Regions from separate parts of the Homo sapiens genome. Here region 2 is linked to region 1. The links are chromatin loops, found by intact Hi-C in ENCODE. Cell type or tissue: heart right ventricle. All regions are shown on one strand. Each heading gives the region's core, and the rest is flanking DNA. Links, peaks and the distances in the headings are about the cores only.

Region 1 (8,350 bases), core at 165-8,164:
TAAAAATTCTCAACAAAATACTAGCAAAGTGAATTCAACAACATATCAAAAAGTTAATTCACCATGATCAAGTAGGCTTTATTCCTGGGGTGCAAGTTTCATTCAGCATACACAAATCAGTAAATACAGTTCACTACATAAATAGAATTAAAAACAAAAACCAAAAGATCATCTCAATAGATGTGGAAAAAGCTTTCAATAAAATGCAACATCCCTTCATGATGAAAATCCCTAAGAAACTAGGTATCAAAGTAACATACCTCAAAATAACAAGAGCCATTTATGAGAAACCCACAGCTGACATCATGCTGAACAGGCAAAAAGTGGAAGCATTCCCTTTGTGAAATGGAATGAGACAAAAATGCCTACTTTCACCACTCCCATTCAACGTAGTACTGGAATGCTAACCAGAGCAATCAAGCAAGAGAAAGAAATAAAAGGCACCCAAATAGGGAAAGAAGTCAAGCTATCTCTCTTCATGGATGACCTGATTCTACACCTAGTAAGCCCTAGAGATTCCACCAAAATGTTCCTGGAACTGATACACAACTTCAGTAAATTTTAAGGATACAAAATCAATGTACGAAATTCAGTGGCATTTGTACACACCAATAATGTGCAAGCTGAAAGCCAAATCAAAAATACAATCCCGTTTACAGTAGCCAAAAAAAAAAATACCTAGGAGTACATCTCACCAAGGAGGTGAAAGATCTTTACACCAAGAAGAACAAAGCACTGCTAGAAGAAATAACTTATGTCAAATAAATGGAAAAATATTCCATGCTCATGGATTGAAAGAATCAACATAATGTAAATGGTTATTCTGCCCAAAGCAATCTATAGATTCAACTCTATTCCTGTCAACCTACCAATGTAATTTTTCATAAAACTAGAAAAAAAAACTATTCTAAAATTTATATGGAGCCAAAAAAGAGCCCAAATAGCCAAAGCAGCCCTAAGCAAAAAGAACAAAGCCAGAGGCATCACATTACCGGTTTCAAACTATACTATAAAGCTACAGTAACAGACCCATAGATCAACGGAACAGAAAAGAGAACCTAGAAATAAAGTCACACACCTGCAGCTATCTAATCTTTGACAAAATAAACAAAAACAAAAACAATAGGGAAAGGACTCCCTATTCAATCAACGATGCTGGGATAGCTGACTAGTCATATGCTGAAGAATGAAACTGGACTCCTACCTTTCACCATATACAAAAAGCTGCTCAAAATGAATTAAACATTTCATTGTAAGACCTCAAACTGTAAGAATCCTAGAAGAAAACCTAAGAAACATCAGTCTGGGCATTGGCCTTGGGAAAGAATGTATGATTAAGTCCTCCACAGCAATTACACAAAAATGAAAATTGACAAGTGGAACCTAATTAGACTAAAGAGCTTCTGCACAGCAAAAGTAACCATCAACAGAGTAAACAAGCAACTTACAGAATGGGAGAAAATATTCACAAACTATGCTTCCAGTGAAGACCTAGTGTCCAGAATCTGTAAGAAACTAAACAGTTGAATAAGCAAAAAATAAATAACCCCATAAAAATGTTTAAAAGACATAGACATTTCTCAAAAGAAGACATACAAGCAGCCAACAAACATATGAAAAAATGTTTCATATCATTAATCATCAGAAAAATGCAAATCAAAACCACAATGGATACTATCTCACACCAGTCAAAATGGCTGTTAATAAAAAGCCTAAAAAAACAACAGATGCTGGCAAGGCTGCAGAGAAAGGGAACACTTATACACTGTTGGTGGGAACGTAAATTAGTTCAGCAACTGTGTAAAGCAGTTTAGAGATTTCTCAAAGAAATTAAAACAGAACTACCATATGACCGAGCAATCGCATTACTGGATATACGTGTCCACAAGAAAATAAATCATTCTACCAAAAAGACAGATGCACTCGCATGTTGATTGCAACACTATTCACAATAGCAAAGACATGGAATCAGCCTAAGTGCCCATCAGTGGTGGCTGGGATAAAGAAAATGTGGTACATATTCACCATAGAATACTATGCAGCCATAAAAAAGAACAAAATCATGTCCTTTGTGGCAGCATGGATGCAGCTGGAGGTCATTATCCCAAATGAATTGATGCAGGAATAGAATACCAAATACTGCCTCTTCTCAGTTACAAGTGGGAGCTAAATATTGGTTACTCATGAACATAAAGATGGCAACAACAGAAACTGGGGACTACTGGGGTGGCAGAGAAGCAGTGAAAAACTAACTATTGGGTATTATGCTGAGTACCTGGGTGATGGGATCATTTGTACCTCAAACCTCAGCATCACACAATATATCAAGTAGCTAACCTGCACATACCCTCCCTGAATTTAAAATAAAAGTTGAAAAGAAAATTTAATTAAATCTCAATTACAATATTAAGAAAATACATTACCAAAAAATACATACAATATGATACCATTTGTGTAAAATATGAAAACATGCCAAGCAGTGTTGGACATTGTGCTATAATAATGTTATAACAATGTAAACATGCATGAGAAAAATAAATAATCAAATTCAGGTTGGTGATTATCTTGCAGAAGTTAGAGAGGGAGGAAGGAAAACATAAGACATGAGAGAGGTAGAGAGGGAACCCCAATCATATTTGTAATAAGTATTGCTTTAAAGAAAACCCTAAAAGTTGAAGCAAGTATGGCAAACTGGTAGAACTTGATAGAGCTGGGTAGCTGGGTCTTGGTTCCAGATACTTAATTGTCACATATTTGAAATATTCCTTTTCTTTCTTTCTTTCTTTTTTTTTAATTGAGACCGAGTTTCACTCTTGTCGCCCAGGCTGGAGTGCAGTGGTGTGATTTTGGCTCACTGCAACCTCTGCTTCCCAACTTCAAGTGATTCTCCTGCCTCAGCCTCCCGAGTAGCTGGCATTATAGGCATGCACCACCATGGCCGGCTAATTTTTGTATTTTTAGTAGAGATGGGATTTCACCACATTGGTCAGCCTGGTCTCAAACTCCTAACCTCAGGTGATCTGCCTACCTCACCCTCCAGAAGCGCTGGCATGAGGCACCGCACCCAGCCTGAAATATTTCTTGATAACCAAAGTAAGGGCATTAAAAACACAAGAAATCAGAAACCATCTTTTTAAAAACAGGTTTGGGAAAGTGTTTTATATAGGGTGGAGTTGGATTAAAAGATCCAATTTGCTGCTTCAAACTCTGGGACCCTCATTTAAGGAAATGATGTCCTTTTCTTAATATCAGTCTCCTGGCTAGTTCAGGCCCATTTTCCCTGACCATATGAATTTTTCCAAATGGGATCTTTCAGCAGTATGCTTTTCAGCAATAAGGATACAGGGGTTTTATGGGATCAGAATCTTTAGACAGTATGATCATTAAGAGAAGGTTAAACTGAAAAGTCAGAAGAAGAGAAAAATTTCACAGAATTCAAATGTAAGATTAGACATATGTTAAGGAACAAACAAGCCACATATATACATCTTATGTGATTGGGGGGAAATGTTTGTATTGCTTTTTTAGCTGTTTCTGGAAGACTCTTAAAAGTCCTCTTTATAGTCTCATTTGAGCATTTTGTTTTCTTCTTTTCTGGGCATGGTTAACAAATTAAAGAGCCTATTTCCTTTCCACAGCTGTGCGTCATTGCCTTAGGGACTATTATGGGAACGGATTCTAAAGGAGTTACTTCTGCTGTCCAGCAGCAAGAGCTCTTAATATAAACAAGGCTGTAAGCTACCCACATATTGAACAGATGTCTGCGAGCATTCCTGCTGGCTACTCTGTCCTGTGGGATGTCCACTGTGTATTCCCTGATAGCAGACCCCTGACCTATGAAGTAATGTTGCCCTGAAGACACTGGATGCAAAGACAGGTCTGAAGTAAATTCAGTGAATTTGCTTCCTTACGCAGCCCTTAGAAAGTGATGGCTGCAGTATCTGGGAGTTGTGGGAGATTGGATTGTATTTTATATCTATAGATATTTGTTAATTTTTACTATTTTCATGAAAATGAGAAACTCTAAAACTAAGGCATTTTGGAAAGCTAATATTTTCCAGTAGGGATAAATACATATTTTAAAGTTCCAAATGATTAAATGGCTTAGATGGGTGCATTTTACCAAAGGCCTATTCATAAAATGAGAATTGGATTAAGATTGTTTAAAATTAATGCAATAATGAAGCTGATGCTGACTTTCTTTCTAATGTACTAAAATAACCAGTCTGACTTCAAATATCTGTATTTATTTTATTTGCTAGACATCCTCACCTTATTAAAAAGGAATTTTCTTAGCAAGACTTATTTGGAGAATTGAGCAAGTGAGATTTTAGGAAATGGGACAAGAGCTAGAGCAAGATAATGTTCTAGAATATGCAAAGACAAAGGGAACTATGCAGGTGCTTCGATTATCTGAGATGTTTCCAGCCTGCTGAGAATGGACCTGATTGTATACCAAAGTCAGGCTTTCATTCTAACTGACTTTGGGCAATGAAAGTATGTTAGTAAATGGCTTTGGCATATGGTCATCTCAGGCTGAGATCACTGATCTCACAGTCCTGAACTTTTAGAGTTGAAGGAGTTTTTAATATTGATAAGGAACTGTGGCCCACGCAGGACCACACATCATGATGGTGTAAGTATCATTTAACCTTATCTTTACCTTTAATTTTTGCGTTCTAAAGGTACTTGATTGTTATAAAAGTCTAAAAATATTATTTACATATATACATACACATATATACATATAAATGTATATATTTAAACAATATATAAATGTATGTATTTATATATTTAAACATATGTATATAAACACTACTCATGAACAGATTTTGACAAAAAAGAAGAAAAAATCAAACTTGAATCCAACCAAGACTCTAGATCTTATTAATAATTTATGATAAATTTAAGGGAAAGAAAAATATGTCAGATTACATCATGAGGTTGCAATCAGCAAAATTTAGACAGTGCAAACTCTACTGGTTAAGGAGTTGTGTTTCTTCCACACACAAACATAGTTATGAAAAGGGAAGCTTTAAATGAAAAGAAATGTAACAGACCTACCAATCTAATGTCAATCTTAATTATAAAACTGTGGAGAGGGGTGTGTGTGTATGAAACAAACAGGTAAATATAAACAATAATTCATTTTTTATGCTATTAAGTAACCATTGTTAAAATTATTTTCTTTTTTAAAAAAATTATTTCAGTTTTTTGAGATATAATTGGCAAGTAAATTTGTATAAGTTTAAGATATACAACATGATGATTTGATATTATATATTGTCAAATGGTTACCACAATCAACACATCTATCACCTCACCTAGTTACCATTGTGTGTGTGTTTGTGTGTGTGTGTGTGTGTGTGTGTGTGTGTGGTGAGAACATTAAAAATCTATTTGCTCAGCAGATTTCAAGTATACAATATGGAATTTTCAACTATGGTAATATTAAAAGTTTCTTGGTATAATAATGACATTATAGCTTTTTGAGGGAGTTCTTATCTTTAAGAGATACAAACTATAATATTTACACATAAAATGATAGATGGCTGAGATCTACTTCAAAATATTCTGACTGGCATGGGGTAGCGTGGATGGGGTATAGATAAAACAAAACTGAACATTTTGATAATTATTGAAAGTGAGTAATAGACTCACTGGGTTCCTTAAACTAGTCTTTCAACATGTGTGTTATATTTGAAAATTTCCATAATAAAAAGTTAGAAAAATTTACTGAACACTAAGCTAAAATTCCCATGAAGGCCAGAATTGCGTCTATCTTATTTACCCTTTCATCCCTAGAACATAGCATAGTAGATATATATAATAGCATCTCAATGTAGTCAGAATTTATTAACCAACAATATTTGATATTTTATACTTGAATCTAAAGAGTTTCATTTGCCTTCATGAGGCCTCTGAGAAGTAGGATTCACTATACCTTAAGAAGTAGTGGAAGAACAGGGCTCAAAGAATAAACTCAGTCTATGTGCTGTATTAATTTATTTATGCCCCTAACATTTCTTGATTTAAGTGATCCTTTCAATCTGAGTCTGTCATATACCCTATTACAGAGGTCTTCCAAAAACTCTTCTAGAGTTATTTTAAGGTCTAAGGTCTACTTTATCCTAACTTCCAAAATTCCCAGCAAGTTAATTGATATGTTTTGGTTCTGTGTCCCCACCCAAATCTCATCTTGAATTACAATCCCCACGTGTTGGTGGAGGAGCCTGGTGGGAGGTGATTGAATCATGGGAGTGGACATCCCCCCTTGCTGATCTAGTGTTAGTGAGTTCTCATGAGATCTGGTTGTTTGAAAGTGTGTGGCACATGCGCCCTCACTCTCTCTCTCTGGCTCTGCCATGGTAAGACGTGCTTGCTTCTCTTTCACCTTCCAACATGATTGTTAACTTTCCTGAGGCCTCCCAGTCATGCGTCCTGTTGAGCCTGTGGAACTGAGCCGATTAAACCACTTTCCTTCCTAACTTACCCAGTCTCAGGTAGTTCTTTACAGGAGTGTGAGAACAGACTAATACATTAATTGAATAAACTTTTGTTTAGAAATTCAGTATAAAAGATATTCTGCCCTGTGATTGGGGTAAAGCAAAGGAAATATTTAGTCCTCGAGAAGCTAACTTCTATGGTGTGGATTAGGAGCCTACTCTCTATATAGAAACTGACCCTAACATGTTTAGGAGTTGCTTTGCTCATGAGCTATGAGGGACGTTATTTTTTTTCTTCTTCATCTTACTGTCTTGAAACAAAGTCAGAGCAGCTGAACTATAGTGGGGTTATTGGTTATTTGAGTCAGCTGCTGCACTCACATGCTATTACTCTAAGCTATGAGCCCCGATATGATTGAAGGGAGAGTTTTTGTCACTGATGTCATCCTGGCTTTGGTTGTGGAGCTTTCTTTAAAATTTCACTTTGCGTGATAGGCATACTTAATCCTATGCAAAGATAAATCTAAATAGTGCTGGATAGTGAACATACATTATCATTTTTTGGCGTCTTTTTGTTGGTGGTGGTTTTTGTTTTGTTTTGACCACTGTCTAAGGCAGAAATCTAGTCCAAATTATGACAGACTTCTGACTCATCATTTGGAAAATGGCCTTCCATTTGCCAAAGGTTTATTCAGATGTTTTTATTGTATTATGATTATTATTTCTACTTTTTTTCCCTAGAATCTGAAGTTTTTAAGATTAAACCTACAAAATAGAAGGTTATCCTTTAACTATTAAAAAGGGAAAAAATAAAAACCCCAAGAATGTGATTATAATTTAGACTAGCCATGAGAATTAATGACTCCAACCCACACTCAACACAAAATTTTATTAGTCTACAGTTTGTACTGTATGCTCTTACATTTCAGTCCGTCATGCCCTAAAAATGTGCTTTTCCACTTGGATAAATAATTGAAAATCACCCAATGTCTAAGGCTAGTTTGCTTCTGATTTCCACTGTGAGGCTATACAACTTTTGGGAACATGTGATCAGTGCCGAACAAGGGCAAAAGTTTACCAACTATAGCTCCTTTAGTGTGAGTGTTGGTGTTTGGGCTCTGTTTCCCACAGAGAATTTTATCCTTAAATGGAGTGTGTCTATTTTTTATTTTACAAGTCCAAGTAACAATTTCATTTTAGTCAACAGCACAATTTTTTATATATATTTTACTGGTTCTGAGTGTTACTTTTGAGCAGACTTTCACATGAATTCACAAAAGTTAATATATTAAAAATAAAACACATATAATAAAAAATAGGCAAAGATGTTCAGAATCATGATATAGGGATGTTCCAGTTGGTTCTATCACTGGGTACACTAGCTATTTAACAATTCACTACCAGATACCAGTTCTCCTCCTTGTTCCCATACAATTCACCAAAATCAAAGACTTCTACACACACACAAACACACACACACACACAGACACACACACAACAAACCTTCTTTTAAAGCCATATCCATTAGAAAGCCCAAATGTGTCATGATCAGCTAATTTCATTGATCAAGTCCAGCCCATTAGGAGGAAACAGGCAATATCTTTGCATGTCTATTTTAAACTTAATAAAAATACAAATTTCACTGAAAGCACTAAAGTGCAATATCTTGGGGTATGTAAAGAACAGGCAGGGCATGGGCCCCATAAACACCACCTGCTCTTCTCCAGAGCTGCTGTGATAAGGAGATCCTAGCTACAGGCTGTCAGTCTGGAAACTTTTTTTCGGTGAACACTTCGGTGTGCCAGTTCCTGGCCAGCAAATGTCAGTTGCTGAGTCAAACCTGAGGCATGCAGAGAAGGCCATCTTCTTAAGTGCCGGTACTGGGCACCTCTGACAAGAATGGC
Region 2 (8,350 bases), core at 173-8,172, 520 kb after region 1:
AAGAGTTAGCGTCTTGCTCTGAATTAGGTTTTGGCTTAAAAGACTGTTGTGGCTAGTTGATTTTCTATCCAGCCACTAAAACTTTCTCCATGTCAGCAATGAGGCTGTTTCACTTTCTTATTATGTATGTATTCACTAGAATAGCACTTCTCATTTTCTTCAAGAACTTTTCTTTTGTTATGACAATTTGGCTAACTGTTTGATGCAACAGGCCTAGCTTTTGGCCCATCTTAACTTTCAACATGCCTTCCTCATTAAGCTTAATCATTTCTAGCTTTTGCTTTAAAATGAGAAATGTGTCACTATTCCTTTTACTTTAACATTTAGAAGCCATTGTAGCATTACTAATTGGCCTAATTTCAATATTGTTATGCCTCAGGGAATAGAAGAGTCCAGAAGCGAGGAGGGGGACGGGAAACAGCCAGTTTGTGGAGCAATCAGCACGCATGTAATATTTATCTGTTAAGTTTGCCATCTTCTATGAGTAGGATTCATGGTGCCCCAAAACAATTACAATAGTAACATCAAAGGTAACTGATCACATATCACCAGAGCACATATAATAATAATGAAAAATTTGAAGTACTGTGAGAATTAACAAAAGGTGACACAGACACATGAAGCGGGCACATGCTGTTGAAAAAATAGCACTGGATAGACATGCTCAGTGCAGAGCTGCCACAAAACCTTCAATTGGTAAAAAAATGCAACATCTAGAAAGCACAATGCAGTGAAGCAAGGTAAGCCTGTAACTGTATACCCCCATACTCAAATAGTTACAGTCGCATTGCAAACAATAGTGAAGTCATGAATTTCATGTAGTAGATAAATATTTGTGAATATATTTTAAATATATAACTATAAAAACTATTCCATTGTGGTTTTGGTTTACATTTTTCTGAGAATTAGTGAAGCTGAGTATTTTTTAACATGTTTGCTGGCTACTTGTATGTCTTCTTTTGAGAAGTGTCTGTTCATTTGTTTTGCTCACTTTTTAATGGGGTTATTTGTTTTTTGCTTGTTGATTTGTTTAAATTCCCTATAGATTCTGGATATTAGGCCTTTGTTGTAGTTTGTGAATATCTCCTCCCATTCTGTAGGCTGTTTGCTCTGTTGATAGTTTCTTTGGCTATACAGAAGCTCTTAGTTTAATTAGGTCTCACCTATTTTTTGTTTTGTTGTAATTGCTTTTGGGGACTTAGCCAAAAATTATTTGCCAAGACCCATGTCAAGAAGAGTATTTCCTAGGTTGCCTTCCAGGATTTTTATAGTTTGAGGTCTTATATTTAAATCTTTAATCCATTTTGAGTTAATTTTTATATATGGCAAAAGGTAGGGGTCCAGCTTCAATGTTCATGTGGCTGGCTAGTTATCCCAGCACCGTTTATTATGTTATTTCCCAATTGCTTGTTTTTGTCAGCAAATCAAAACCACAATGAGATACCATCTCACACTAGTCAGAATGGCCACCGCTAAAAAGTCAAAAAACAATAGACGCTATGGTGAGGCTGCAGAGAAAGGAACACTTATATACTGTTGATGGAAGTATAAATTAGTCCAGCCACTGTGGAAAGCAGTCTAGAGATTTCTCAAAGAACTTAAAACAGAGATACCATTCTACCCAGCAATCCCATTACTGGGGATATACCCCTCCACCAAAATAAAACATTCTACCAAAAAGACACATAAACTCATATGTGTATTGCTGCATTATTCACAATAGCAAAGACATGGAATCAACCCAGGTGCTCAACAATGGTATATTGGATAAAGAAAATGTGGTACATATACATCATAGAATACTATGCAGCCATAAAAAAAGAATGAAATCATGTCCTTTGCAGCACCATGAATGGAGCTGGAGGCCATAATCCTAAGCAAATTAATGCAGGAACAGAAAACCAAATACTGCATGTTGTCACTTATAAGTGGGAGCTAAACATTGAACACACGTGAACATAAGTATGGGAACAATAGACACTGTGGACTACTAGAGGGAAGAGGAGGTGTATGGGTTAAAAAACTACTTATTGGGTACAATGCTTACTACCAGGATGATAGGTTCCATATTCCAAACCTCAGACTCACACAATATTCCCATGTAACAAATCTGCACATGTACCCTCTGTATCTAACATGAAAGTTGAATTTTTTAAAAAAAGTTAATAAAGGCAAACATTGTAAAGGTAAAATAAATATAAATAAATAAATAACAAAACTATTACAGAAGACCATTCCAGGTCTCTCCAGGAGTAGTGAATTGTACTTCCAAAAATATTGCTTTAAGATATCTGGAAGTTTCTCTACTCATTTACTTACAATTTGGGATGTGGGAACCAATCGAAAGCAGTTGCAATTATACTTAGTGAGTAAAGAGATTATCTTTTTGACTTGTAAAAAAAAGATCTGTAAGAGGTATAATTCACTATCCTCTTATATTAGTCACACAAAAAATGAGAAAGACGATGCTACCTGAAGCTCACTAATGCAACCCTTTTGAATGGGACATCAGCCCTTTCAATATAAGCCAGTATTTAGTGCTACTATTACTGCAAGCTAATTTCTGTGGATGTGTCAGCTCCAAAATGAAAACAACTAAGATAAAAGCAACTAATATGCATATAAAATAATGTTGATGGAAGGTTTAGAAATAAATTCCAAGTAGCTTAGATTTAGAAATATACAATATGAATTTCTCAAAAACCCAGATTAAGGTCATTGCATTAACTTAAATATATGTATTAAGAGTATTGTATACTTACACTGAGGTTTCTAACAATTTCCTCAGAATTAACTGTTTCAAAAGAAAAAGAAATAAATGACATTACAATTGATAACGAACAAATGCAAAGAATGTGAACCACTCAGGTGAATTTGATACATTCACTTATTAATAACTGTGATCTGGTAAAATTATATTAAAAATTATTTCAAGCAAAGAATTATTTTAGCATTTAGAACTGAGTAGGATATATTTCAACCTAACAATATTAGATATTACCATAGACTTTATAGACTGTACTTAAGCATGGGAATTTCCCACTTGTTTCTCTGTGGTCTTCTCAAGAAGTCAGTAGAGGGTCTGATAACCCCAACTTCCTCTCAGAATTAGTGGACTATGGTTATTCACTTTCAGGTTTACCCTTTTTTTCATATAGGTGTCTTCATACTTACAACTAAAAAAGTCATGAGGTATATTATGAGCTCGGATGCGGGGGGCAGGCCCTTCGTACATGTAGAAGAAGTTTATTCTGGGAAAATAATCAGTCATGTATTCCATCTTGTTACAATAAGTCTGGTCCATTCCTGAATAAAAAAATAATCATAATAACCCACTGAATGTATATAAATGGCAACGGTTGATTTCTGTCTTGTCAAATAGAAGACATTTTATGTTACAGATCTCAAACTAAGCTTCACTGAGAATTTACGCAATTCACCCTATTACTCTACTCTGGCAGAAAATTGTGGCAGTGGAGAAGGGTCATGTTTGAGGGAAGAACAGATGGGTATCATAAACAGATCATTTGTTCAATGTATAATAGATTAATGGAAATAACCTTTACCTTTAAAAGTATATTATTTCGGCTGTGCTCCGTGGCTCACACCTGTAATCCTAACACTTTGGGAGGCTGAGGGGGGAACTCACTTGAGGCCAGGAGTTCAAGACCAGCCTAGCCAACATGATAAACCCCATCCCTACCAAAAAATACAAACGTTAGCCAGGCATGGTGGCATGCCCCTATAGTCCCATTTACTCGAGAGGCTAAGGCACGAGAATCATTTGAACCTCGAAGGTGGCAGTTGCAGTGAGCCGAGATTGTGCCACTGCACTCCTGCCTAAGTGACAGAACAAAATTCTGTCTCAAAAAAAAAGTATAAAGTAATTTAAATTTATATAAGGAGTACGTGCTATAAAAAGATTTGGTAGTTAACCTTTTTTATTTGAAGATTTTTCAGACTGCACATGAATTTTTTTTTTTTTTGAGACAGAGTCTTGCTCTGTTGCCCAGGCTATAGTGCAGTGGTGTGATCTCGCTTCACTGCACTGCAGCCTCCACTTCCCGGGTTCAAGTGATTCTCCTGTCTCAGCCTCCCAAGTAGCTGGGGCTACAGGCATGTGCCACCACACCTGGCTAATTTTGTAGTTTTAGTAGAGATGGGGTTTCACCATATTGGCCAGGCTGGTCTCGAACTCCTGACCTCAGGTGATCCACCCACCTCAGCCTCCTAAAGTGCGGGGATTACAGGCCTGAGCCATGGTGCCTGGCTTGCATATAAATTATTATTTTCATTAATTTCTTTTAACAAAATGTACATCAAAAGTTTCCATTTAATTTTAAAACAATAAGGCAAAGTGTTAGAGAACTACCTTAGAAATTTTAAAAATACATTACTATGTTTCCCATTATCTGGATGCTCTAAAATACGACCAAAAGTTCTGCAGACACACTATTTTTCTTCCTCATGCCCCATGGCTGGTCTCTTCACAGATATTGGGGCTTGACTTTAAACGTCCTCCTCAAGAAGACAGTTTGACCACCCTAGCTAGGAAGGATCTACTCCATATCTAGGAAAGTACCTATCATTGAGTAGGCACTTAAAAAAATATCTGTAGAGGACAGGCCCGGTGGCGCACTCCTGTAATCCCAGCACTTTGGGAGGCCGAGGTGGGCGGATCACAAAGTCAGGAGATTGAGACTAACCGGGCTAACACGGTGAAACCCCATCGCTACTAAAAATACAAAAAAATTAGCCAGGCGTGGTGGTGGGCGCCTGTAACCCCAGCTACTCAAGAGGTTGAGGCAGGAGAATGGCATGAACTCGGGAGGCAGAGCTTGCAGTGAGCCAAGATCGGGCCACTGCATTCCAGCCTGGGTGACAGAGCGAGACTCTATCTCAAAAAAAAAAAAAAAAAAACCTGTAGAGTGAGTGCATATGTACTTCAAAACTGTTTGAATGCATTTTGCGTGAGGTGGCAGAGGGTGTCTCCACTGTTTCACTTCCTTTAACATTCAGGTTAACCAAAATCAAGAGTTAACCTCAAGTAGAGAAATGTGAGGTGACAGTAACTTTAAAGATGAAAAGCTATGAATAAACACACATCTATTTACATAACTAAAAAAAAATACACACGGTGTGGCAAAACTTGCCAATTACAGTAAACTGCAGCCAATCTACATAAACGAATCATGGCTGGAAAGAAGGTCCCAAAGCACTTTTTAGATTGAATAAAAACCCAACCACATCCCTGTTAAATATCATTAACTCTACTTTTACAAAACATAGTGTCTGTGGGTAGGTTTTCAGGGGTATCAGAATAATTAAACTAGAAAATTTAATGTAGTCCTCTTTTCATCACATTCTACCACAATTCATTCCTTGCTTCTTCAAGAGACTTTAGGTCTGGAAGTAGAGATTTTAAAATATCACTATTATTTGTGTATGATTTCTGAAGTGATAAATTATAGTCAATGATAAAATAAGAATGTTTTTTAAAAGCATACCATGGTCAGCCAGAAGGATGATATTGACACAGTTGTGCAAATTCCGCTGCTTCAGGCCTTCCATCAACATCCCAAAAGCATGATCTACTACCTGTAAGGCTTTAATTACCTGAAAAATAATTTGGAGTTAAGATTGTCGTAATGAGTTGTCTTAATTAGCCAAACCGTTATCTAATGAAGTAAAAATTAAACACATCTCCATCTCTGAAATTGCTGGTTTTGAAACAGAACCTCAGAGCCCAGCACTAGCACCCATGCTACCATATTCATCAAATACCAATTCCCTAAATTTCTATAAACAAAAATCTAAATCATACTTCCTACAAAGGAAGATAGACTGCTGGCCAATAAATACATGAAACCATGTTGAATGTCAACTAACACTATTCAACTGTAAAAATTTTCATAGCGATGCTCTCAGTTAGAAAGAAGAGTGGACAGATACTTCTAAGACAGCCTAAGGGTCACATACATTCCAGAGGGTCATGTGACAATAGGTTTCCAGGGAGTTAAAAAGAGCATCTGCAACTCAACGATTCTACTTCTGGGCATTTGTCCTAAGTCAACACTTGGAGTACAAATGGAGACTTGCATACAAACACAGTCATCACATTACTGATTTATAATTTAAATGCAAGGAAAAATAATTTATTTATTTATTTATTTTTAGGGACAGGGTCTTACTCTGTTGCCCAGGCTAGAGTACAGTGACACAATCACAGCTCACTGCAGCTTTGATCTTATGGACTAAAGCAATCCTCCTGTCTCAGCCTCCTGAGTAGCTAGCACCACAGGTGGACACCATCATGCCTGGCTAATTCTTTAATTTTTTGTAGAGATTCGATCTCATTAAGTTTCCCAGGCTGTTCTCAAACTCCTGGGCTCAAGTGATCCTCCTGCCTCAGCCTCTCAAAGTGTTGGAATTACAGGTGTGAGCTGACACGCTTGGCCACAAGGAAAAGTAAATGATGACACATTCTTAAGAAGACTTACTCTATATCCATGAAAAGATACTTTTAAAGAACAGTGGGGCAGGGTGTGGTGGCTCATGCCTGTAATCCTAACACTTTGGGAGGCTGAGGCAGGTGGATCACCTGAAGTCAGGAGTTTGAGACAAGCCTGGCCAAAATGGTGAAACCCCATCTCTACTAAAAATGCAAAAATTAGTTGGGCGTGCTGGCAGGCACCTATAATCCCAGCTACTAGGGAAGCTGAGGCAGGAGAATCACTTGAACCCCAGGGGGGCAGTGAGCCAAGATTGCACCACTTCACTCCAGTCTGGGTGAAAGAGTAAAACTCCCTCTCCCCATCCCCCACAAAAAACAATGGCATAGGAAAATAGTCACAAAACAATGTTAAGCAATAAAAATGAAAACCAAACTGTATACATATTGCATAATCCTGATTTTGTTTTGAAATATATTTAGCATTTCTTAGTAAACATGCATACACAGAAAACTATAAGGAAATATATCAAAGTACTATTGACAGTGGTTGTCTCTAAATAGTAGAATTGGAGTTCATTTTTATTTTATTGTTTATACTCACTGCCTTTGTGTTTTTTAATTTTCTACACTTTATGAATATAATCATGGAACTAATATAAAGTTTAAGTAAATTTCACTGATGTAAATTTTCTGTGTTTTTTTTTTTCCAGTGAATAAGAAAGCATAATAGCAATGGATTGGGGAAAGAAATGTCTTATCTCTCAGAGTACTATTATAACAATGATTGCCTCTTCTTTTTCTTTTTTTGAGAAGGAATTTTACAAGCCTGATAGAGTTAAGGTCTTTAGTGCATTATCTCTTGAAATCCTCACAGCAAATATTCATGGAAAGTGCTACCAGAACAGTCAGTTGTAAAGGTCAGGAAACTTGAGGTTTAAAGAAGTTAAGTGACATGTTCACAGTCCTTCAGTTAATAAGGGACAGAGCAGGACTTGAACACAAGCCACTCTCTATCTACAGCTCAATCCATCATCAACTCCAAGATGCTTTCCTGGCCTTCAGTCTTAGTGTGACCTGCACTTTGGTTTGCCAGCGAGAGTTACTGTTTCCACCTGTTGTCATGACATAACGTTCCTTTTACATAGTCATCTGATTCACTCCCCCAACCACACCAAGAACCCCCTCCTCTTCTGTCCTCTGCCAGCACCCTGGCATATGGCTGCCATTGGACTCTTTACAGTTTTGAAATCATCTGTGTACCTGTCTGCCTCTCAAGGAGAGCATGAGTTCTCACAGGAAAGGGATCATGCAACCCAAATCATTACATATTTCTTGAACCCAGATTCTGTCATGAAGTACACACTCCATAGAATGTGAAATGCCAGTTCCCAACTCTCACCCAACCAAAGGAAAGAAACAAGAAATTCCTATAATGGGCAACAATTGAGTAGCTTTGATAAGTTTGAGTGATAAGTTTTCCACTTAGTGAATGGGCCAAAATAAACTAAAATCGCCTTTTTACTGTCAATTTATAAGTCATATTAACTCTGAATAAAGGTATGCGATTAAAACTAACAATAATAATTAAGAAAGTCAGAAAATCTCTACTTCCATTCATTTGCCTCTTCTTCTCAAGTTTTAAGTGACAGTTGGTCCTAACCCTTCTATTTTCTCTCTTTGCTTTCTCCTTAGGCCATCTCCACTTCTGTGCACCATCTATATGCTGCCGATATCCCAGATCTTCACCTCCTTTGAGCTTTAAATCCACATTTATTTGTCTTCTGGACATCCTCATTTGGACATCACAGGCACCTCAATTGCAAAACAAGCATCTCCCCAAACTTACCCTGCTTTAGCAGTCTTATTAATATAAATGGGACCACCTGCTGGCACATG

Evidence for each region. Peaks named below come from ENCODE experiments on the same cell type or tissue, not always from the same donor. Only the 100,000 strongest peaks of a DNase experiment are listed, where the experiment ranks them.
Region 2: it touches region 1 in a loop (4-fold over the local background); 2 of 110 quality-filtered maps call a loop at or near these places.

Annotation. Positions count from the first base shown.
Region 1 is chr6:132,198,154-132,206,503 of GRCh38, reverse strand. No RefSeq gene overlaps it. Among named protein-coding and RNA genes, the nearest start is that of LINC01013, 70 kb to the right of the region's middle. In heart right ventricle, for the core only: no CTCF peak of the experiment used is centred there; a DNase peak (open chromatin) is centred at 3,753; H3K27ac peaks cover 4,966 bases.
Region 2 is chr6:131,680,320-131,688,669 of GRCh38, reverse strand. ENPP3 (ectonucleotide pyrophosphatase/phosphodiesterase 3) reads right to left here. Exons shown (of 25, transcript NM_005021.5): 12 at 5,508-5,616; 13 at 3,175-3,306; 14 at 2,763-2,794. Among named protein-coding and RNA genes, the nearest start is that of OR2A4, 17 kb to the left of the region's middle. RefSeq lists an enhancer at 3-132. In heart right ventricle, for the core only: no CTCF peak of the experiment used is centred there; no DNase peak of the experiment used is centred there.